Regions from separate parts of the Mus musculus genome. Here region 1 is linked to region 2. Evidence: chromatin loops called from intact Hi-C (ENCODE). Cell type or tissue: left cerebral cortex. All regions are shown on one strand. Each heading gives the region's core, and the rest is flanking DNA. Links, peaks and the distances in the headings are about the cores only. Region 1 overlaps Foxo1 (forkhead box O1). Region 2 holds the start of Foxo1 (forkhead box O1).

The links. Hi-C counts contacts between places; a loop is a spot of excess contacts. Peaks named below come from ENCODE experiments on the same cell type or tissue, not always from the same donor. Only the 100,000 strongest peaks of a DNase experiment are listed, where the experiment ranks them.
Region 1: it touches region 2 in a loop (2.2-fold over the local background); 5 of 42 quality-filtered maps call a loop at or near these places.

What each region holds. Positions count from the first base shown.
Region 1 is chr3:52,315,972-52,327,150 of GRCm38, forward strand. The region is part of intron 1 of Foxo1 (forkhead box O1); the gene reads left to right. Among named protein-coding and RNA genes, the nearest start is that of Foxo1, 53 kb to the left of the region's middle. In left cerebral cortex, for the core only: no CTCF peak of the experiment used is centred there; a DNase peak (open chromatin) is centred at 5,106.
Region 2 is chr3:52,263,729-52,274,907 of GRCm38, forward strand. Foxo1 (forkhead box O1) reads left to right here and starts at 4,609. Exons shown (of 3, transcript NM_019739.3): 1 at 4,609-5,694. The coding sequence starts at 5,074. In left cerebral cortex, for the core only: a CTCF peak has its summit at 4,715; DNase peaks (open chromatin) are centred at 4,288, 4,542, 5,022, 5,508 and 1 more place; H3K4me3 peaks cover 4,787 bases; H3K27ac peaks cover 2,054 bases.

The DNA.
Region 1 (11,179 bases), core at 1,134-9,133, 51 kb after region 2:
CTATCTGCATATATCTTACGAAGAACTTTGCATTTACTTTTAATGTATTTAAGGGCCAGAGAGATTGTCTTGTCAGCAGGTAAAGTTGTTGCTGAGCAAGCCTTGTGACAAGTTTGGTCCCTAGAAACTGTGTGACATGGAAGAAGAGAAGCAGTTCCACACACCTCCATGTGTGATGGCATGCACAGCTAACCGTGAGAGTGTGTGTGTGTGTGTGTGTGTGTGTGTGTGCGCGCACACACAATAAGTACTGAAGTCAAGCTTAAGATTCTTTTGCAGAGTGTGTTTTAGTTAATGAAGAAGAATTTTGTTGCTGGTGATGGTGGTGCACAGCTTTTTCCAGCACTTGAGAGGCAGAGTCAGAGGAAGCTCTGAGTTCAAGGATAGCCAGAGGAAGCCTGCCTGGAGGGGTGGGGGAGGGTTTTATTTCGGTTTTTTTTGTGATAGGTGTGTCTTAGGCCGGTAAGGTGTTCTCTTGACTCACCTTCCAAGTGCTGAGACTACAGAGACAGACTCACTATGCTCAGCGGTAGGACGCACCCTTGAGAAGAGGACTTACCGGTGAGCATAATACAACTTAATGCAGGAATGTGTTGGGCATGTAGCATATGTTACAGTAATGTGCGTAGCAACATCACTTTTTAAGGTAGGGTTTTTAATTAGCATAGGAAAGTCATTTTAGTGGCACTCTTAAAATTACCCTAACTGTTCTTTAAATACTAAAATACCTTTGTAGATGGCTCATAAAGATAGTCATATCTAGACTAGCTCCAAGGTCCTACCTAAGCTGCTAGTCCTTGTGCTGTACTTGAAGTGGTGCAGTTAGGAGTGAAAGCTCTAGAGATGGGGCAAGTAAGGATTAGCAGGTAAGTCTGAGTGGTCTGCGCTCACTTCCCCTCTGTAACAGCAGGGAAGGCGGGCTGCTTTTGTTAGTCTTGTTTGTTTGTTTGTTTGTTTGTTTGTTTGTTTGTTTGAGACAGGGTCTCACGATGAAACCCTGGCAGGTTTGGAACTTCATATGTAGACCAGGCCAGCCTTGACTCACCAACATTCACTTGCCTCGGCCTCCAGAGTACTGGGACTAATGAAATAGTGAGCCACCATGCCTGGTGATTTCATTAGTTTTGTTCCTTCTTCCAAATAATATATCAGGAATATAGAAATAAGTATTGTTTGTGAACACTTCCAAAACTAAACCAAGAAGTCCCACAGTGCCAAACCCATTTGTTACCATACCCGACACTCAAGCTCAACAAGATCACCACCACCAGGCTAAAGTGAGCAGGGTTTACAGCAGCGTGCCTGCCCTCTCTCTGTAGCTCGGCTTCCATTTGTCCCCAGTGCAGCCTCCTGATTCTTCCCTTCAGTCTTGATTCTGCAGAGAGCGTGTTATAGTTGACTTTAACCTCGCTCTGCCAGCTTGTGATTTGAAACAGAGAAAAACTCACTACAAATTGAAACCTAGAACCTGACTCTGGAGTTGAGAGCAGAGCATTTTGGGAATGGGTCCCTCACACGCCTGCCAGCCTGCTCTTTAACTTTCTTAGTGAAGATGTTATAGCATACCTCTACTACCTCTGAAAGAAAGGGCTCTTAGCTGGGGATGGCGTTCATGTCATTGAGAGAGGCGCTTTCACACTATCCAGAAAAGGGCCCCATAGAGATGCACAAGGCTTGCTCAGCAAGAACTTTTAGCTGCTGACCATCTCTCTGGCCTTTAGAATGCAGGTCTGTGGCGTCCTATTGGCTCAGAGTAGCTATTTACATTTAGACAGAGACCTGATAGAGGCAGGCCATGGTTACGTAATCCAGATGGTGACGGGCTCTCTCATTTCAGGTTCTAACCTATTGTGAGTGTGCTTCAAACTAAGAAAAACAAGCCCCTGGAGACTTACATATCAGACAAGTGTGTAGGGGATTACATGGAGGGTTCTGATAACAGACATTATCATGTTCCTATCACCTCTCCACTGGGAATGTCTCAGAGAATGAGGGAGAGGTCCCAAGGCTGCATGGTAGGGTTTGAATGGCTTTCTCCTCAGTGATGATAGTCCCGACTGTGTCACAAAGTACTGTGGACATTGATGGAAGTTTGTTATAAAGGAAAAGGCTGGATATGAAAGCATTAACAAAATGTGACTATTCGTAAGCCACGTTCTCAAACTCTTACCTCTGACTTCCTCCAGTGATGGACTGTAACCTGAAAACATTTACCTCAATAAACTCTTTCTCCACCAAGTTCCTTTTGTCTCAGGACATTTTATCTCAGAACCCGGTGAAGAAACCAAGACTCCTCTCCCCAAGACATCTTGCTTTGTACCCCGCTTCCCCATGGTTAGGAGACTGAGTGGGGCTGACTGAACTCTTTCAATGGTAGTGAAATCAGGAAGCCTTAAGTCAGTTGTAGGTGGCTTTCCTCAAGGCAGCTTTTATAAAGTGGTTGTGTTGTGATGACATGATGCCTTAAAATGCAGCCCCAAGTGTAAATTACCTCAGAGGATATAAAGCCCGGATTGTTGGCTGTGTTTTAGTAGATTTTACTGGAACCCCAAGGATTCTTTAGATAATCAATGTTTGGGACAAATGACAAAGAGGGAAAGCTCCATTGTGCCCTTTGTTCCTTGGAAATGTGCAGAGCTGGCTCCTGGGTTGAGGTGAGCGCTCAGAGAAGAGTGTAAGGCGTTTACGGTGCCATAGTTTTACAGGATTTGGATATTTTGGAGAAATCCTTGAGAACTGATACTTGAGACTGTTGAAGGCAGACTGTTTTCAGTTCTTTATTGTATTGTCACTCAAACTCCAGCCTGAGCCATAGCCTTTCTGTTTGTTTGGTGGTCACTGGAACTCACTACATAGACCAGGCCGGCCTCAAACGCAGATCCACCTGCCTCTGCCTCTAGGATCAAAGATGTGCTAGACCACACCCAGCTTGCATAATTGGCATTTTTTTGTTGTTGTTTAAAGTGTATTACATTTTGCTTATTTACTGTTCGTTTGTGTGTACATGGTCCAGCACATGCATAGATGACAATTTGCAAGAGTCAGTTCCCTCTGTTCACTATAAGGGAACTGGGGTCAAATTCAGGTGGTCAGGTTCAGAGGCCAAATGCGCTAACTGGCTGGACTATCTCACAAGCCCTTAAACAATACCTTAAACAGTATTAAATCACCTAATGTACATAGAGAGAGCATAGACAGACAGATAGACAGATAGATATTGAGAGGGGGAGAGAAAGGATGTGAGTGTATGTATGAGTGAGCGAGCTATCTCACAGGCCTGAACTTTAAACAATTAGTTATTAAGTTAACTGAGAGAGAAAGATAAAGCATGCTATGTCACAGGTCCAAACCTTAGACAGTTAGTTACTAAGTGAGTGAGTGAGAGAGAGAGAGAGAGAGAGAGAGAGAGAGATGTGATGTGTGAGTGTAGAGATCAGAGGACACAGGAGTGGCTGACTTCCTTCCACACTCACTCTGTGTTTCATAGCAAGACAGTCAGGGCCTGCCAGTAGTGTAAAGTAGTATTCAAGGGTTCTTCTCTGCTTGACTGACTGCTGAGCACCGGGGAAAGACAAGTGACCTAGACAGAAGGTTCTCATCTCTGAGCGAGCAGCTTCCATTCAAGGCAGACCTCCTCCAAGATGTCTGCCCAAATTCAGGATCCTCAGAAATGACCTGAAGGAGTGTGGGAACCAAATGCCTTTCACCATGCACTGTTCAGGACAAGGAAGCTTTTTACACTGATCGGTCTGTGATTCATACAAGTTTATAATTCATTCTCTCTCTCACTTTCTCTCTCTCTCTCTCTCTCTCTCTCTCTCTCTCTCTCTCGTGTGTGTGTGTGTGTGTTTGCGCACGTGTGTGCCAATTGGTCCTCCTTTCATTATGTGTTCTAAGGATGCACTCAGGTTGTCAAGCCTGTGTCAAGTGTTTCTCCCTGATGTGTGATCTCACTGGCCCTTTGCTTACCCCATTTTAAAATCACTCCCTTAAAGACCCCCGCAGGCCAAGCTCACAAGTGATGTTATATGCTGAGAAGAAGCTATCCTGAATTCACATAGGGCCGGGCATAGGTTTTAGAGTTAGTCTGTCTAGGACTAGTTGCTGTTGGAGGAGAGAGCGATAGCTCGGAGGCTGGGGACGGCAGTGACGCTGCGTGCAAGAGGTACAGTACGTAGAATCTGCATATGGAGGGGCAGTGTCACACGTCTAGAGATGTCATCTGACCTCTCTACAAAGCCTTAATTTATGGATTGGGAAATGAAAAATGTCTAATGCTCTGTCATGGTTTTAAGTGCTGCACTTGAGAACTTAGACCCTACTCAGAGCTTAGGGGAAGATGGGAGGACTAAGGCTTGGAAGTTTGAGTGTCGGCAATCCATGGCACCATTTTGTATCCAGCCTTTCTCATGTACGGGAAAGTCAAGTTTCTTTGATAGATTTTTCTTAAGTTACAAAGTGATTGAGAAGATGGAAATATCTCTAACAGTTTTGACTGAGGTAGCACTGGAATCTCTTACCTCAAGGAGAATTTTACATGCCACTGAACCAAAAGGCCTACATTTCAGCCAGTTCCGCCCTGCATCCACTCAGGACAAGACGGTCACTGTGTCTGTAGAGAAGACCTGTCTGCTTTGGAGCTCTTTAGTTTACACCTGTAGTTTCTGCAGGGTCAGCCATGTCAAACGCACTGCCCTCACTGTATCTCCTTTGTCTGTATGCAAGCAGCGTGTTCCAGATGTCCACACAGGGCAGGCTCCTCCTCAGCTGTGACTTGTTATAGAGTCTAATTGTTTGCGGCACGTGACTGTTGAACAAGAAGAGCTGCTTGCTGACTTCTGGGGCAGTACGCTGAGGTGATGTTTAAGGAGACCCTTATAAAAGTCAAGCCTTTCTTTGAATGTTTTACCATGTAAATATATTTCAAAAAAAGAAGAAGAAGAAGAAGAGGTGACCAGTACAGTTCTTGCTGAATGACAAAGCACTTCAAAATTCAATGGCTAAACCAGCAGTTTCAGTAGGACCAGGAAGACTGCTCCTTTTGGCTGCGTATTTGGAGTGGGCAGGGATGGTCCAGAACCTGAGTGTGCGGCGTGAGTGAGAGGCTGTATGCTGGCGCAATGTCAGCAGCTGGGGCTCCACAAGCAGGAACATTTCTTCCTGCTCCTTCAAAACAGAAAAACTCACTTTGTGGCTTTCGCATCAAGTTATTCAACCATATATATACATGTATATGTGTATATACACACACACACACACACATACATACAAATACACACTGACACCTACTACAAGAAAATAGGCACCCAGAACACCAAAACAGTGAAATTTCAAAACAACTGGCTTTTCTGTTCCTAAGTGTTGTCAGTTTATGGACCTACTAAATATTTATTTCTTCAGTTCCAGCTATGTTTACCAACTGGGTCCTGTCCTAGCCTCAGCCTAGGTTGACTCTCCACTGAGTCCCCTCTTCAGTTGGTCTGAGCTGAGTTTGCTTTCTTAGCTTCTGGGAGGAGGTCATAGTACCATGTATTCAAGTGGAATCTCCAACCAGACCACTGTCCACATCTCTGTAGGTCAGAGCAAGTTAGCAACTGTTCTTTCTCCTCAGTGGACCTGCAGAGTGGCACTGTCAGTCCTGTCTAAAGGTTTTTAGAGCCTGAGCATCGTGCTATTCCTATACATAGATTAAAGACCAGAAAGCAGAGGCATGGACTGCAGAAAGATAGACAGTGATAGAATGCAAGAGACTGCTAAAAAGCCAGTGTGGAAAGGTGAATTTAGCTTGAAAGATAATGTGATCTTAGCAGTTTAGTAGTTATAAGTCTGGCTGTGAGTGAACCATCAAAATGTAAGATGTATCCTGCTACCCTAGCATATCAGTTGACTTGTTTATTGATTTAGAGAAAAGCTGCAGAGAAGGCATTACTTGTGGTATATTGTTTAAAGTGGAGTAGCTCTTAGTGTGTGCCCCCACCCCATCTCCCACCCCACCCCCATGCCTACTGGGCTTCCACAGAGCAAACAGATTGAGTTAGTGCCTTGGCGCTCTGGCTTGGTGTTAGCATTGTTTCATCTTCAGCATTTCAGGATTCTCTCTCTGGAACTATCACTTATTGGGCAGCTGGAGTCTGCTCTGCAGAACACAAAGCACGTTTGCCACCCTCTTTCCTCTCTTGGTTGGGTTACTTAGAAAGGGCCTTCTCTAATTTCTTAATTCTATGATCGTAGCATTTAAAGAGTCTTGTGTTCTCAGTTGAATCACTGAGTAGCCAAAAGGTCACTGGCTGGAGGATGCCTCCTGGTTCTTTGCTTCCTGTCTTACACCTGGTGCCTCTTTCCAAGGTTGGCAAATGAAAAGGAAACTTGAGGCAGTCTCTCTCCTGCATTCACTTGACAGGTAACAAGCTCTCACACCCTTGACTTAAACCTGGGAGGAGGTGTGTTTGAGAAGTGATCATTTTTGGGGGGTGAGGGGAGTGTTTTGGGGACAGTGGCCTCCTGGAGTCTTCATGTAAGAAGTAGCTATTAATCTCAGCAGCAGGTAATAGTGTGGTTAGGCCACAGTGTAGGTCCCTCCCTTAGTCTGTTTGCTCGTGTGGCTTAGGTACAAGATACTGCTCAGTCTAGTTCATTGTTATGTAAGAAGAGGTCTGATTGGTCATCTGAGTGGGATTGCCCGTCACTGTTGGCAGTCACTCTTGGACAGCAATGGCATTTTAGAAAACATTTTATTACATCTGGTACTTATTGTATGCACAGGTTCAAGCACAGTTGTGGGACTCTGAGAAGTCACTGCCCCTTCCACTGTGTGGGCAGGCTCTGGGGGTTGATGGTGTGGTCAGGCCCCACAGTAAGTGCCCTTCCCTGCTGAGCCATCCTGCTAACCCAGAGGTGGCGGCATCTAAGGAGTGTTTCAGACTTGTTTCAGAGGTGTTATTGGAGGAGTAGAGTAGGACTCTTAAACGGCAGAGAGGGAAAGGGCTGGCATTCTTATATGTAGACTTCCAGGAAGACTTTTTTTTTTTTTCTATAATTGCATACTTGACAAAAGAGCAAGGCTTTTGTAACTCCTCTCTGCTATTTCCTTCCTCACATCTTTGTTTCTGAGCAGCCTTAAACATTTTGGTTTGGGCGCTGTCTAGTCCTGCTCCAAGGACTGGCTGCAGCTCCTCTGTGAGCTCCTCTATGCAGCCGCCTGGAAGCTGCCCGAGCTGCACGTGTCAACATGCATTTCCTGTGTCTCAGCTCCTGCAAGGCTGCAGTGCCGCTTTGAAATTGCTTTGAAAGACTTGGTAATCTGTTCAGATGTATTTAGGAGGTAGCAGAATTCATTATTTGACTTATGTTACTGGTTAATTACCCAAACTGGAGCATGTTTCTCTTTCCAAATTGAGTGTTGAGAGAATAACAAAGACCAAATATTTTACAACACAGACCTTTGAGTTTAACTCTGAAATAGATCTTTTCTTTGCAGTACTTCTGGTTTTAGTGACACTTACTACTGTGTACTGTCTATTTTTAGCAAACTTTGAATTCTAAGTAAATAAAAAATTAACTAAATTGGTTTTTAAAATAATACAGATTGTACTTTTTTTTAGTTTCCCATGTCCTAATTGGAAAAGAAGGTCTTACTTGGGATAGAAATGCACATTTTGTGCCAGCCTCTTCTTTGGAATTGGCAAGCGTTGTATTGAGTTGTTTATGAGAGTAGATAGAAGTGTTTGACATTTCTTTTAATGCATATTATTGCTGTCATTTTTTTAAATTGACATAAAAGTTGTACACGTTAAGAGGCACCTGGTAAATAAATGTTTCCACATCCTCGAATTGTGATGTTCAAATCAGGGAAAGAGTATCTAGCCTCTTAAATATTCTTTTCAAAAAACATTCAAGATCTTTAAGAAGCTTTTATTGAAATACTTAGCATGTTATCCTCATGCTTTGTCAGCCTGTCACCCAGAGTATTTCTCCCCTCCAGCTGTAATTAAAACCCTTTGACTAAGCCCCGTCCTGACCTCCAGTAGCAATGCTCAGTCAGCGTCTGTTGAAACCAACATTCTATATTGCATGTACTGGTGAGACTGTATAGCTGTCTTATATAATGTGCTTCAGGTCTGCTCACGTTTAAATGGTAAGACGTTGTCCTTTTTATAGCTGAATAGATAGTCCATGATGTGTCGTTATACACTCGTCAGTTACCACCTGTCTTAGGGATAGTAGATATCAGTGGTGCTTTGAGACCATTTGTGTTTGCTCTGTTTGTTACTGATGTAGTGACAAACCTTTTTTTTTAATGAATTTATTTATTTATATGTATGAATACACTGTTACTATCTTCAGACACACCTGAAGAGGGCATCCGATCTTGCTACAGATGGTTATGAGCCACCATGTGGTAGCTGGGAATTGAACTCAAAACCTCTGGAAGAGCAGTCAGTGCTCTTAAATACTTAGCCATCTCTCCAGCCCCAGACCTTGTTTTTACCAAGAAAAGTCGCATATGTGCCCACTTGACTTCATTGAAGATTTATTTAAGGCTTGGCCTGAGTAAACCTAGGCTTAGGGGTTAATAGATGAGGGAATAGAGGAGAATTTTTATTGTGCTCTAGTCTCTTTAAATGGTTTCATCCTTTTTGGTTTTTTATTTAAAATTTTTTCAGTCACAGAGAACCCTCTCTCAAAAAACAAACAAACCAAAAAACAAAAACAAAAAAATTTTTTTCAGTCTAATACAGTTTGATCATGCTTTGCCTCCCCTACTGCCTCCTCACTCTCAAAACAAACAAGCAAGACAAACAACTCCAAAATGTTGGAGTAGCAAACCAACAAGATTTTTAAAAAGCCAAAACAAGATAAAAAGCCCTCTAAAACACATGGTTGTGGGGTTATTTATTTATTTATTTTTGCGTTAGCCAACTACTCCTGAACACCTCATTGGAAAAAGCAGATTTTTTTTCCCTTTGCCAGCAGATAAAAATCGAAAATCACTTCCTGGTTGGAGTTGGGTGGGTAGAACCACCCATGTCCCCTTCCCACTCTTAGTACTGGACCCTCGTCTGGCTTGAACTCGTGCATGCTGCCGCAGTCTGAGTTCATATGTACATCAGTCCTGTTATATCTGGAAGACAGAGCTTCCTTGGAGTCATCCCTGACCCCCTACCTCCCCTTCCCTGAAGCTCCCTGGGCCTGGAGGGGGAGGGGTTTGATGATGACATCCCATTCAGGGCTGGATGCTCCAGCTAGGTGTGGGGATACACACCCTGAATGCCAGCAGCACTCAGGAGGTAGAGGCAAGCAGATCTCTTGAGTTCAAGTTCCATGTTGTTCTACCTAGCAAGCTGCAGGCCAGCCAGGGCTACACTGGGACGCTGTCTCCAAGCATGCTGGCGGGCCTCTCAGTGTCTACATGCTGTGGTCTCTAGGTTAGTTAGGGCATAGCAATATAAGCTTAGGAGCAGGATAATAGTGGATGTTCCCCTTAGGCCCAGTACTATCCAGTCTTGGGTTCTTTGCCATTTCAGAGGTGTGGTTTCAGCTTATGGTCACCTGTTGGCTTAAAATAAGTCCCCTTGAACACAAAGTTGTGAAGATGTGTTCCAGTTTTATAAATAAATAAATAAATAAATAAATCTATCTGGTCTTGATTCTTTTAGATGTTTTGGTTTGGCAATTATGAAGGAGTGTAGCCATTTTTTTTTCTTTCCACTTGATGGAGAAGAGAAAGGATTATGGGATTCCTGCTTGGTTCACTTGAGATAGTCTCTTGGCAGTCTTCAGGCGCTGTCAAAGAAGCGAGGCTCGCCAGTAAACATAGACAGGTCTGCTTCACAGCCGCCTCTGGCCTCGGCGAGCAGAGAGTTGAGGGGATTTTGTTTGGCCTGTTGGAGGGGTGCCCTATCATTTGGACAGGTTGGATAGTGAGTTCCTCTATGTTTTTCCACATCTAGCTTCTATCGATTAAATCTCCTATATAGGATAAATCTCCTATCCTATTTGGTTGGCCCTTCTGTTAATTGTTCGATGCTTATTATCCCCAGATCTCACTGATAACGTACTCTTGAGTCCAATAGCGTGAGAATCATCTCTGTCTAGAAAAAGTTTCTTTTTGGTTCTCATTCAGATGGGTTGCCCCATGGTAAGCCACAGGAGTCACCCTGAAGTCTTAAAGAGGTTGGAACCCATTTCATTCACCCAAATTCAGTTTTAGAGACGAGGAAAGAATACTCCAACTGCTGAAGACAGCACTTCAGTTGGATAGATTTGTACTAAGTGTCTCTGTGAGGCAAGATTTTTGTTCCATTTGCCTTTCCAGAACATTTGCTAGAAATTGCAAAGGAATGGAGAAAGGGCTCCCGTCTCAGTGGGCAGGAGTAAGAGCCAGGGCAGAGACGCTGCTACAGGAGGGAAAGTGGCTTTCTGCAGCCTTGGAAGGAGACTGCCTTCAGCCATGCTTATGATCCTTACGGCCAATAAGTGGGGCTAGGCATAAGCCCTGTTTTCCATTCTGGAGCCCTCCCAGACCCCCAAACAATAGTTTTTAAGTGACTCTCCAATCCAGGGTAATCCAACGTTGAGTAGAGATAAATGACATTTGGGGTTTGTTTGTTCATTTATTCTTCCCTCCCTCTCTTCCATATTTGTGTTTGAAGGGAAAAGATTAAACTCTCCTAGTTAGTTTGGATAATTAGGACTTTTGCTTGTCATTTTTGTGTCCTCTGTGAATAAGCAAAGCTGCCACTGCCTTTTAATGCCTGCCTTTAACTGCGGTCTCCACTGTTTGGAGCCCTTCTAGGCCGAGGTCGGGCAGGTACACACACGTTCTGAAAAGCAGGTGGTAGGAGAAAAGTGTGGAATAATAAGCCCTTCTGACAGGATCCATCAGCTTACCGTTGGTGCTGTGGGTGGAGTTATTCTTAGAGCCCCAGTTTGAAGATGGTTGTGCAAAAACCCATCTGTACTGTTGGTTGCCAACATTTCTGGTACAAATATTGTCATTTGCTCTTAAGGCAATCTGCTATTTCAGTCCTAGATTCAGTTTTATAATATGCTGAGCAAAATAGCAGAGGAGAAAAATACCTGAAGCGGTAGTGTAATCTTCAGCTTAAAACACACAGCCGTGTTCTCCAGTCCAGGATTGTTCATCGTCTCTCCTTAACGTAGCATAATCTACATTCAT
Region 2 (11,179 bases), core at 2,037-10,036:
TCTGATATGTAATAATCTCTTCCTCTCTCTAAAAACATTTAAATGTATATGGGTGTTTGCCTGTGGCAGTTCATGTGTAGTATACCTGCAGGGGCCAGAAGGGGACGTCCGATCCCCTGAAACTAGACTAGTCGTGGGCTACCTCGAGGCCTTATGCCAGATCACTCAGTTCTCTTAACCTCCGAGCCATTCCTCTGGGCCCTGAAATTTGATAATCTCTTGTCTCCTGTTTTCACGTCGTCTCTGACACAGGTAGTCTGCACATTATAGAAAAACACATGCACTCTTAACCACACAGCCATTACCTCTATTTATGTATTCATCCATTCATTGATTTAATTCAACAAACGGCAAGCAGTATGGCTAGTTACTAGAAAATGTAAGCAGATGGCCCAGTAGCAACACAGCTGTAGTGAGGTGAGGTTCCTGCCACCAACCCTGAGGAACTGAATGTGATCTCCAGGGTCCACAAGCTGGAATGAGGCAGCAGAATCAAGAAAGCTATCCTCTGGCCTCCACACACTTCCTGTTATGCTTGCTCATACGTGTGTACAGACATACAGACAGACAGACATGCTAGTAGCCTCTTCTTCAGCCGATCATTTCTTTGTTATTATCCTGGACTCTGTTGGCCATTTGTTTGCCATCACATTTGAACCCCTTGCCTGGATTGAACACTACGGAAATGGGGTGCTTAGATTAGAAGAACAAGAAAACGAGCTGATATTATAAAACAGCAATTGATTCCTTACTTTGTAATTTGAGCATTCACGAACACTAGCTTTCCAACTAAAATGCCTCATTAAAACTTCCTCTCTGCCAAAAATGCACGACCATCTGTGTTCTGCATGGCAGCGTTCTCTTAGTTAATACACATGTCCTGCTCTTTGGGAGGAGCTTTAATATGACAAGAAACAGAAATAAGATAGTGAAAACACATTGTGTTTCACAATGAACGCAAGGTTGAGACTCGTGACACTTCGCTCTCTATTAATTTTATGGCCATACTGAGTCCTCAATGTCACACACACACACACACACACACACACACACACACACACACACTCACAATTGAAATGATAGTGCCCATGAAGTTTGGAGCTCAGAATTGGCTTATTTTAAAAATAGTCCAAGGACCTGCTATTTAAAACAGGTTAAATTTCATCAGATGGTCTCAAAACGTTCAGGCACTAAAAGTGGTATCCACAGTCGGCAGAATGGAAAGCAACATTTTGGCCTGAACAAGGAGAAATCTTTTTGTACCCAGCCCTACTAACTTCACAAAACTTGACTCAAGCATTTAACTTCCCTATCTCTAGTCGGAAACATGAGGGCTGTGTTAAAATGATAGCACCCTTAAGTGACCGGAGAGCTTTCCCAATTGTTCACTGTTGTATCACCAGCAGCATTGGGGAATATCATCTCCAGTGTTTTTATTTCATTTCAGTTCTAGGGATTAAAGCCAGGGTGTCTCTCATACAGGAGTCACCAAGCACACATACCACTGAGCTATAACCACAGCCCAGTAACTGCATGTTATCCACTTAGTATGTCCACGTTTCCCCTCACAGTACTGGGGATTAGACCTAGGGCCTCAGATGGACGTCTCTACTGTGAGACTACATTCCAGCCCTCTTTTTATTTTGAGACGGGGTCTGATTAAGTGTTACTCCAACCGGACTTGAACTCATTCTATGGCCCAGGAATCCTAAAACTTGAGATTCTCTGGCTTCTGCTTTGTGAGTTTCTGGGACTCCAGGCCTTTAGTTCCAGCTAAAACACTTGTTTGGTTTTGAGACAAGGTCTCACTAGACAACCTTAGCTGGCATGAGACTCACTGTGTGAAACAGGCTGGCCGTGGAACTCAAAGAGCTCTGCCTGCCTCTGCCTCCCTGAGGGCTTGGTTTAATGGCTGTGCCACCACACCTGGCTTGTTTACATTTTCCACTAAAACGCCTTTTATGAAAGTATCTAATTTGCTTTTTTAATCCTCCTTTTCTCTTTCTCTTTTTTTGGGGGGTAGGGGTGGGGGTAGGACCTCCTGTAGCCCAGGCTAGTTTGGAATGCACCCTAAACTCCTGATCTTCCTGCCTCCACATCTGAAGGGCTATCTTTCCTGTTTATGCTAGAAGCCAGGGCACGGTGTATGCTCAGCAGACACGATACCATCTGACAAAGTCCCTAGTCCGGTTTTCTTAATCTTGTAAGTGAAGACTTCACTCATCTTGGTGGACTTCACATGACTAGAATTACCACGATGCATGGTTAGCAGGAAGAAGACATACCATCTACGACATCTACTGATAGATACACTGGTATTATAGGATGCTTATACTTTCTGCATTGATAATATTGATGGGAAGCAAGAAGTGTCATGTTTTACTATCTAGCAATTAAAGGAGGCCAAAGAGACCCTCCACATTTACTTCCAACCTTAACATTTTTATAGGGCTATCAGAAAAGAATGTTTAACCTGACATAACTTCTATCAAAGGCTGTATCTTTCAAAATTCCCAAAGCACTTCGTGCCTGCTTTCCCAGAGACTCCGATTTTTGCACATGTCTCCATACTTGTTAAGGGTGTGAATGGTCGTTCTTTACAGAATAGTTTGTACCAGGCAAAGGCAGGGAACCAGTAAGATGCTCAGTGACGTCCCACGCTTCAGTAAACTGACTTCACACACCACGAATAATCACCTCTATGAACCGTTTAAGGTGCATCTGTTATACAAACCTTTGTATTGGGGGCATTGATTGTGCAGATTCTCTGACTCTTTTCTTTTTTGGTCTTAGCATTGAGCTTAGGGTCCCACTCTTGTTAAGCCTTGGCTGTATCACTAGCCTATACTATGACACTTATAGAAACAGTTGGGGACAGTGGCCTTAGAGAATTTGAAGATCTGGGGAAAGCTTTAGGAAAACTCCTTTAACCAAATGCTCTCATCGCAACAGTCCCTGAGAAACCGAAACAGAAATGAGGCGAAGGCCAAATTCACAGCTGGATTTCATCGCCAAGAATGGTCCTCTAGTGCTCCGCCTATTTGTAGGGTGCGGCTGTCTGACTGTGGGCCCACCTCGGCAGAGTGTGATTACAAAGGAGCACCAGAGGGTTGTTCTTTGTGGTCCTGCTTAGGCTCATCCATTTACTCGAGTCTCCCAGCGGTTGTCAAAGCCAAATTTTGTAGTCAAGGTGAAGAGACAGTTAACCAAACTGTCCTCGGCACCTCTGGTTCAGGATCGCCACTCAAAACTTTTATCAGTAGGCAGCCGTTTCAGAAAAAGGGATTATGAATAGGGGAATAGGGGCCTGGATTAGCGAGACGTTAGAGACAAAGTGGAAGGAGTAAGAAGGCTGGTTTTCTTTTGGAGTCTCATTTTACATAGAAAAACTCCACGTAAGAAAGAAGAGCGAAGTACAACCGCAACAAGACATTTGGAGCTGCGTTTTTGGACATATTTAAAGCCCTAATATGCATCTTCAATTCTAAAGCATCCTAGCCAATAAAAGAAAATGCCACCCATATTTCTTTTTTTTTAAAAAAGAAAGCAAATCAGAGGATCAAGCGAGGGAACATTTTCTTCTATTCTGTAAGGCAAAAAGAACCACTGTCTTTCTACCTTTGGCTCCGCCGGACGTGTGTTAGATACGCGGGTCTGGGAGCTCACTCTGTGAGTTTAAAGAACTGAGGGGCGGAGCTGTGCCCCAACACTTGGGGCTTATCTCCTTTTGCGACTTCAACACCTCATCGCTTCCATGCTAAATAAAAAAGAAATAAGCAAGCAGTTAAACTTAATTAGGGGTAATAAAGTGACAAAGTTGTCTCTAAGCGCTCCTCTGACTCTTTAGCCACCACACCGGTCCTCAGGAAAAAGTGAGATTCCCGTGGCAGAAAAGCGGTTCCCATAGAAGACGTCGGATCTGAGGCGCTACTGGAGCTAGGTGCTTGTGCAACAGTGTTCTCCCCGCGCCGCACCTCTCTGGGGTTCAGGATGAGTGGAGGCTGGGGGCTGGACCGAGCCGCAGAGGCTCGTCTTGCAGGTGTGCACAGGTAGGGTGGGAAGCGGTTACTCCGGAGCCGCAGAGCGACGGGTCTTCACCGAAGGATCTGCGCGCCTGGGGCGGCCAGGGCAGATGCCAGCTTAAGAAAACATTCCTCCAAAACAAACCCCACCGACTTCCCGAGAGCTGCGCGAAGACGCGTGGGCGGAGCGGGCTTGAGTGGAATCCACGAGGCGCCCCACCGCCCACGTCGCGTCCGGGAGCGCGCAGCGGCCCCGCGCCATCCCGGGAGTCAGGGTCTGGGCTCTGCCTGGAGTACTCGATTGCACTCTGTAGTAAACAAAAGTATGGTAGCCGCCTCCACGCCGGTTTGCCTCCTAGCAATCCGATCGCTGAGACGCCAGAGACTCAGAAACACTTGAGAATTACAGAAAATAATAACGGAGATTGGAAAAAAAAAAAAAAGTGTGTGAGAAAGAAAAATACCCCACCGCCCCCCACCAACCTACTGCCGCCTCCCGAGGGAAGGCAGCGCCCGCCCAGGCCCGCGTTCATTGGCTGCTTCGGCGGAGACTTCGCGCGTCCATTGGCCGCGCAGCCTGTCAGTCAGGGGCGGGGCGGCGCGCGCGCCGCCGCGGGCGGGGAGCCCGCTGCAGATCCCGTAAGACGGGAGTCTGCGGAGTCGCTTCAGTCCCCGCCGCCGCCACATTCAACAGGCAGCAGCGCCGCTGTCGCGCGGCCGCGGAGAGCTAGAGCGGCCCGCAGCGTCCGCCCGTCTGCCTTGGCGTCCGCGGCCCTTGTCAGCGGGAGCGCGGTGCCCGAGCTGCCGGGCTCCGCGGCCTGGTCGGTGCCCCGTCCTAGGCACGAACTCGGAGGCTCCTTAGACACCGGTGACCCAGCGAAGTTAAGTTCTGGGCGCGTCCGTCCGCTGCGCCCCGCCGCGCCTGACTCCGGCGTGCGTCCGCCGTCCGCGGCCCCCCAATCTCGGAGCGACACTCGGGTCGCCCGCTCCGCGCCCCCGGTGGCCGCGTCTCCCGGTACTTCTCTGCTGGTGGGGGAGGGGCGGGGGCACCATGGCCGAAGCGCCCCAGGTGGTGGAGACCGACCCGGACTTCGAGCCGCTGCCCCGGCAGCGCTCCTGTACCTGGCCGCTGCCCAGGCCGGAGTTTAACCAGTCCAACTCGACCACCTCCAGTCCGGCGCCGTCGGGCGGCGCGGCCGCCAACCCCGACGCCGCGGCGAGCCTGGCCTCGGCGTCCGCTGTCAGCACCGACTTTATGAGCAACCTGAGCCTGCTGGAGGAGAGTGAGGACTTCGCGCGGGCGCCAGGCTGCGTGGCCGTGGCGGCGGCGGCTGCGGCCAGCAGGGGCCTGTGCGGGGACTTCCAGGGCCCCGAGGCGGGCTGCGTGCACCCAGCGCCGCCACAGCCCCCACCGACCGGGCCGCTGTCGCAGCCCCCACCCGTGCCTCCCTCCGCTGCCGCCGCCGCGGGGCCACTCGCGGGACAGCCGCGCAAGACCAGCTCGTCGCGCCGCAACGCGTGGGGCAACCTGTCGTACGCCGACCTCATCACCAAGGCCATCGAGAGCTCAGCCGAGAAGAGGCTCACCCTGTCGCAGATCTACGAGTGGATGGTGAAGAGCGTGCCCTACTTCAAGGATAAGGGCGACAGCAACAGCTCGGCGGGCTGGAAGGTGAACGGCCTCTGGGCGGCCCTGGGGGGTGGGGTGGGGATGTGTTGGGGCCGGCGGAGGGTCGGCAGTGTGGGTGTTCGGGGCCCGGAAATGATGGGCGCACGGAGAGAGCGGGGCGAGAAATGGCAGGTGTGGCGGGGGCTTCCCGGAGACCCAGAGCCAAATTTGGACCAGGTGCAGGCGAGGGACTTCTAGAGAGACCCGGGCAGGGCTCGTTTGGGAACTTAAGTGAAATGGCAGAGCAGGCGTGAAAGTTAGCTTAGTTGTTGGAGCGAGGGGTTCGCTTCCAAGGTCCCTCTCCATTTGACACTCCAGACCTCCTGCGAGGGGGTCGGGCGACTCCTCCACCCACACGCGCACCCACTCTCCCGACCCTCGGCCGCCAAGGTTTCCCCGGGACCCGACCGCGGAGGTGCGGGGCGCACTGGAGACATCCCCCACCCCCACGCGCGCGCACGCAGGCGCGGGGCTCCCGCAGCTTTTGGGATAGCCAAACGCGCAGCTGGCTGAGCCGTGTGCGGGCCAGCGGTTGCAGAAAGTTGCGGAGGCCGGGGCAAATTTGGTTTTAACCAAAGTGGCCTGGGCACTGAGCAGGTGGTCGAGCGTTCCCACTCACTGGGTACGGTTTCGGACGCGCGCAAGTGGGTGGCCAAGGCTTTTAGGCTCTGGGCAATCTAAAGTTCAAGTGTGACCCTTGGCCGGGGCGGGAGCAGGCGAGGAGGGAGGGACCGGGTGTACAGGAAGCTAGAACCTTTAAAGGGCCAGTGCCTCCAGGCTGGGAGGCCACACTTTTTGCACTCAGAGAAAGGCTTCCACAGTTGGGCTGGCTTGGGGAGGTATGCATTTAATTGAAAGCCGAGAGGCTGCTGTGTGTGACCAGATTATGCGTGAGTGTTGGGGAGTGATTTACCGTAAAGCATGCAGCTACCCACGACCGGGCAAGTCTGGGAGCCCTGAAGTGAGTATTTGGTGGAAGTCTTAAGTGCTCACTTGGGGAATTACGGAAGACCTTTTTGCCTCGAAGGAGGATTGGAGACTTATAAATTAGGTGTTTAAGGCCTTTGTTTACCTTTCCGGTGGGAGGGAGAGGACAGGTGACTCAGTGTGGACTGTGGCATCCCTACCAGTGGAGGTTGGGGTGGTATAAGGGCTGGGGCCTTTGGGGAGGAGAGAATCTTACCTAGAAGTCCCTCTCGAGGTGTGGCCACCTGTGGCTGACAGTTTCTCAGAATCACAGGTGGGACATATGTCTTAAGAATATCCAGTTTTTTCCCCCTCCTGGCCTTGGCTGTGCAGCAGAGCAGAGATTAGCCTTCACGGCATGATTGTAATAGCAAGGTGGTTTCACATACTCTGTCATCCCTGTGGTTAAAGTCTCTAAAAGGTCAACTTACTCACCTCAGACGAAAGTTCTTGCAGAAAGAGCCAGAGGGGTGGTTTTATTTTTCCCACAGTGAGTTTTAAAGATACATACAAGACCTTACCCTTACGTGCAATATTACCAAGTGTTCCAAAATGCAAAATACCTATTTTTCAAATTCTAATTCACAAGATAGTGATTGACTTTAAAATCCAATTTTACTTAACAGTGACTTTTAAGTACTCCAGTGCTTTACTTGATCGTGGGAGCTTCAACTGTTACATAAAGCATTTGCTATTGAAAACAAAACAACAAAACAGAAAACCTCTTAAACGTTTTGGGCACCCAAAGCACAGTGTGTAGTTAACCCATTCTTTCCTGTTCTCAGTTTATAGCCGTGCCTTGCTTTAAGAATAAGGTGATGTTTGCGGGAGTTTTTGGTTTTGCCTTTCAGGCGGCATTGTGAAGATGCTCTTGAGAACTATAACTTGATTTTTAAAATTAGTTCTTAGAAAAATAGGTTATGTCACAATATCTTTTTAGTTATTTTACTCCATTCTTCTGATTTCTTAATAATGTGAGTTTAATGATTTATGTATTAAATTGTTTTTCTCCTTGGCACCAAGAACCTAGAAGCTCAGGCTTTGGAGAAGTGAAGACCCAGCCAGCCATTGCCTGAACAGCAAGTGAGCTTTGGACTAGGGAGCAGGTCACTGTGTTTTCAGAGGAGTAGATAGATGCTTGACAGTAAAGTCTGTCGGCGTAAGCTGAACCACGGCAAGTGTGTTTTCAGTTTGAGTAAAGGGGTATTTTAAGAAGAAACCTGAACGGTTGTAACTCATAACTAGGCTTCTGGTTAACGTTTCATAAGAATGAGTTCTGAGACTTGTTAAAGCTAAGTTTCACTCTCAGGTCTGAGAATTCATAAAGGAAGAAACTGTATCATGACTTACACTTGAAATCCTACAGTGCAAAGCAACCAGAGCTTGACTGTTTGAGTATTAAGGAGTGACAGCTTTGGGGTAGGCTTTATTTCCTGTAATCAGCTATTGAGAATTATTAATTAACTGTGCTTCATGGTGGTCTTCTTAAGGGCTTGCCTGAGAATTTGAAGGACATAGTAACTGGGAAGCTGTTAGTGTCCAAAATTTATTTTTAGAAAGTGGGATGTAGTTCAATGGTAGGATGGTTTCCTAACATGCAGGGTTCACTCCCTGACACTGTATAATCAACAGGGCGTTGTGGTCCATGCCATCAGTTGTAGCATAGATAGATATACAGGGAAATGACTTGTATACTTGTATACTTGTATACACAGGTTAAACATTATGGAGAATTATTATAAAACGTTGGAATTGGAGGCTGGAGGATTGTAAGTTAAACGGCATCCCAAAGATGTCTGTCCTGGGCTACTTCGGGCTACATGAGCTCTTGAGACAAAAACAAGAGCAAACAAAAGACAAGAAAATGAAAGAAAAAAACAAAACCTTTCAATGTTTAAAGAAGTGTTGTCTTTTTCTTGTTTTTGGACATGGTATCTAAGTAACATTTATCTTAAATTGATAGTGCGAGCACACATTTGTCAACTGGTATGCATGCATATGTGTTGGGGGTCTAGCGGGTCTCATTCTTAGTTTCTGGGTCTCTTACTGTGACAGATTTGGTCAGACTCGGTTTGAGATGAACTCCGGGGATCTGCCCCCTGTAATGCATACAGGCTTGTGTGTCGGTGCCTGAAACCAGAACTCAGGCTCTCAAGCATCTGAGGCAAATGCTTCCTGACTGAGCCGTCACTCTGGTCTCCTAATTTTAGTTTGATTTTGGCTACAATGGTCATAAGTAAGACATAAAGCGGTACTTAACACTGGAAAACCCAGGCTCTTTTAAACAGCCCAGTGTTTGTAAACAATGAAACCTCATTTCCATGACCGGTGCCACCTTCCGACACCCCCCCCCCCCCCACACACACACACACAGAAAACTTTCTGAAGCTTGGGAAGTAGCACTTTTTTCTTTTTTCTTTTTTCTTTTTTTAAGTAGTGGTTTTGAGTTGACTCTTGTTTATTGTTTTGATAGACTACCTAAAAGAATGTTTTAGGGCTAGTAGTTGGTAGTGTGCTTGCCTAGCTAGCATGCAGGATGTCCTGGGTTTTATTCCTCTGTGCCAAGTGAATGCTGGTGATCCTAGCCTGTGGGAAGTCGAGGCAGGAGGGTAAGACGTTTAAGGTCACTCTTGGCCATACATGCCCTGGGCTACTTGAGACTTTGCTTCAGCAACAACAAAATTATTTATTTAAAACGGTCAGATACTTGTTCATTTGGGGAGAAATTTCTTTTTTAATCAATCAAATGATAGTGCTAGTATATTTTCTTTATCTTTAAATTTGTCTTTAGTCTTCAATTCAGTGCTTTAAGTATAGCCACAGAAATCTGATTGGGAGGATGGCTACTATATTGTACACACAGACCATTGAATTAAGAGACCCCTTCTGAGGTGGGTTGGAGGACTTTATGGTATCTTTCCTACTTCTAGTTTATTATTTTTAAAATGGTTACCTTACTGTAAGTGTGCCACCTGTGTGTATGCAGCCATGGAGTCCAGAAGAGGTGTTGGGTCCCCTGGAACTAGAGTTATAAATGATTGTGAGCCATGATGTAGGTACTGCTAAGCCAACCTTGGTCCTCTACAAGAGCAGTAAGTGCTTGTAACCTCTGAGCCACCTCTCCAGCCCATTTCTAGTGTCTGTTGCTTTTTCTCTTCCTGGTCACAAATTGCCTTAAAACCATTTTACTAGTCAGTCAGAACCCTCAGAACGGCAATATACTAACTACATAGGGACAGGGAGATGAAGAAAGGATGAGCTAGCTGAGGGTGTGTATCTTACTTGTTAAATAATAAACCATTTCAGAAATTGGAGTCATGTACTTAACCCCACTAACAGGAACACCATAGATAGCAAGCTCACCCTACCACCCCCAACTGAAAAGAGACACCAAATCTGGAACGTATAAGAATGTTATTTTCTTCACCTATGAACTTTTTCTCAGCGGGAAGGACCATCCATGTTTATTGTTTTTTAGTTGCACTTTGTATATGTAGGTTTTGATAAATCAAATCTACCTCTCATTCCCTCCCTATTTCCCCAGTACTTCCTCTGCCCCCTTCATGTGCTGTGGTGGTAAAGGCACTTTGTCTACTCAATGCTGTCTGTATGTGCCTGGGTGTAGGACTGTCCACTCCAGCATTGGTAGCGCCTTAAGACCTCTCATCCTTGAAGAAAACTGATTCTCCTTCCCCTTGCAGGAAGGCTGTCAGTACCCTCTCAGCTAAGAGTGGGACTTGATGAGCCCCTCCCACAACCATGATGGGGTTTCAGCTGACCTTGTGTTGGTCTTACGCATGCAGTCATAGCCACTATGAGTTCATGTGTACAGTGGTTCTGTCATGCCCAGCAAATAGCCATTTTGCTGTAGCTGGCTACTGCCTGTCCCCTCTTCTGAGAAGAGAAGCTATTGTGGTGAGTGTTGAGAGATGAGCGAATCTACGGTTATTAAGATAACTTAGAGGACAGTTCATTAGTATGTTCGTTTAGCATGGTAATACCAGAGTCTTTCCTAGAGGCTACGTAGCCTAGGCGGCCACGGGGTTGGCCCACTAAGTAGTACCAGGCAGGAGTTCCATTTTGAGAAGCAGGCTTTAAATCCAGTTAGAAAGTGATTAGCTGCCCCAGTACTATTCATGCTACTGCTTGCCAGGCTGGTCATTGCTTTAGCTTTCAGGATTCACAGCTAGGTATGGATGTATAAGACCTTTCTCTCCTAATGGTGTGTGTGCATAGAACCTTCCAGCACTGAAGCTAGCCAGTAGGAATGAAGTGTCTGGTTTGATTTCTTCATATCCTGTGACCTAGATATGTAGTGGCTTTAGCAATAGAGTCTTACTGTCAAGTTCTGGATGGTAGTTAAAAGCAATGGCAAGAGCTGTAGTCTCATTGTTGTAGGGAAAGGGGCATTAATGGAACCCTGCTGACAACAATTTGATGTGAGGTAGTTGGTACCTGGCAACTTATTTGATAGCCTAGTTATCTAGGAAAGGCATTGTGCCACCCTCTGCTGTTTTAGGAT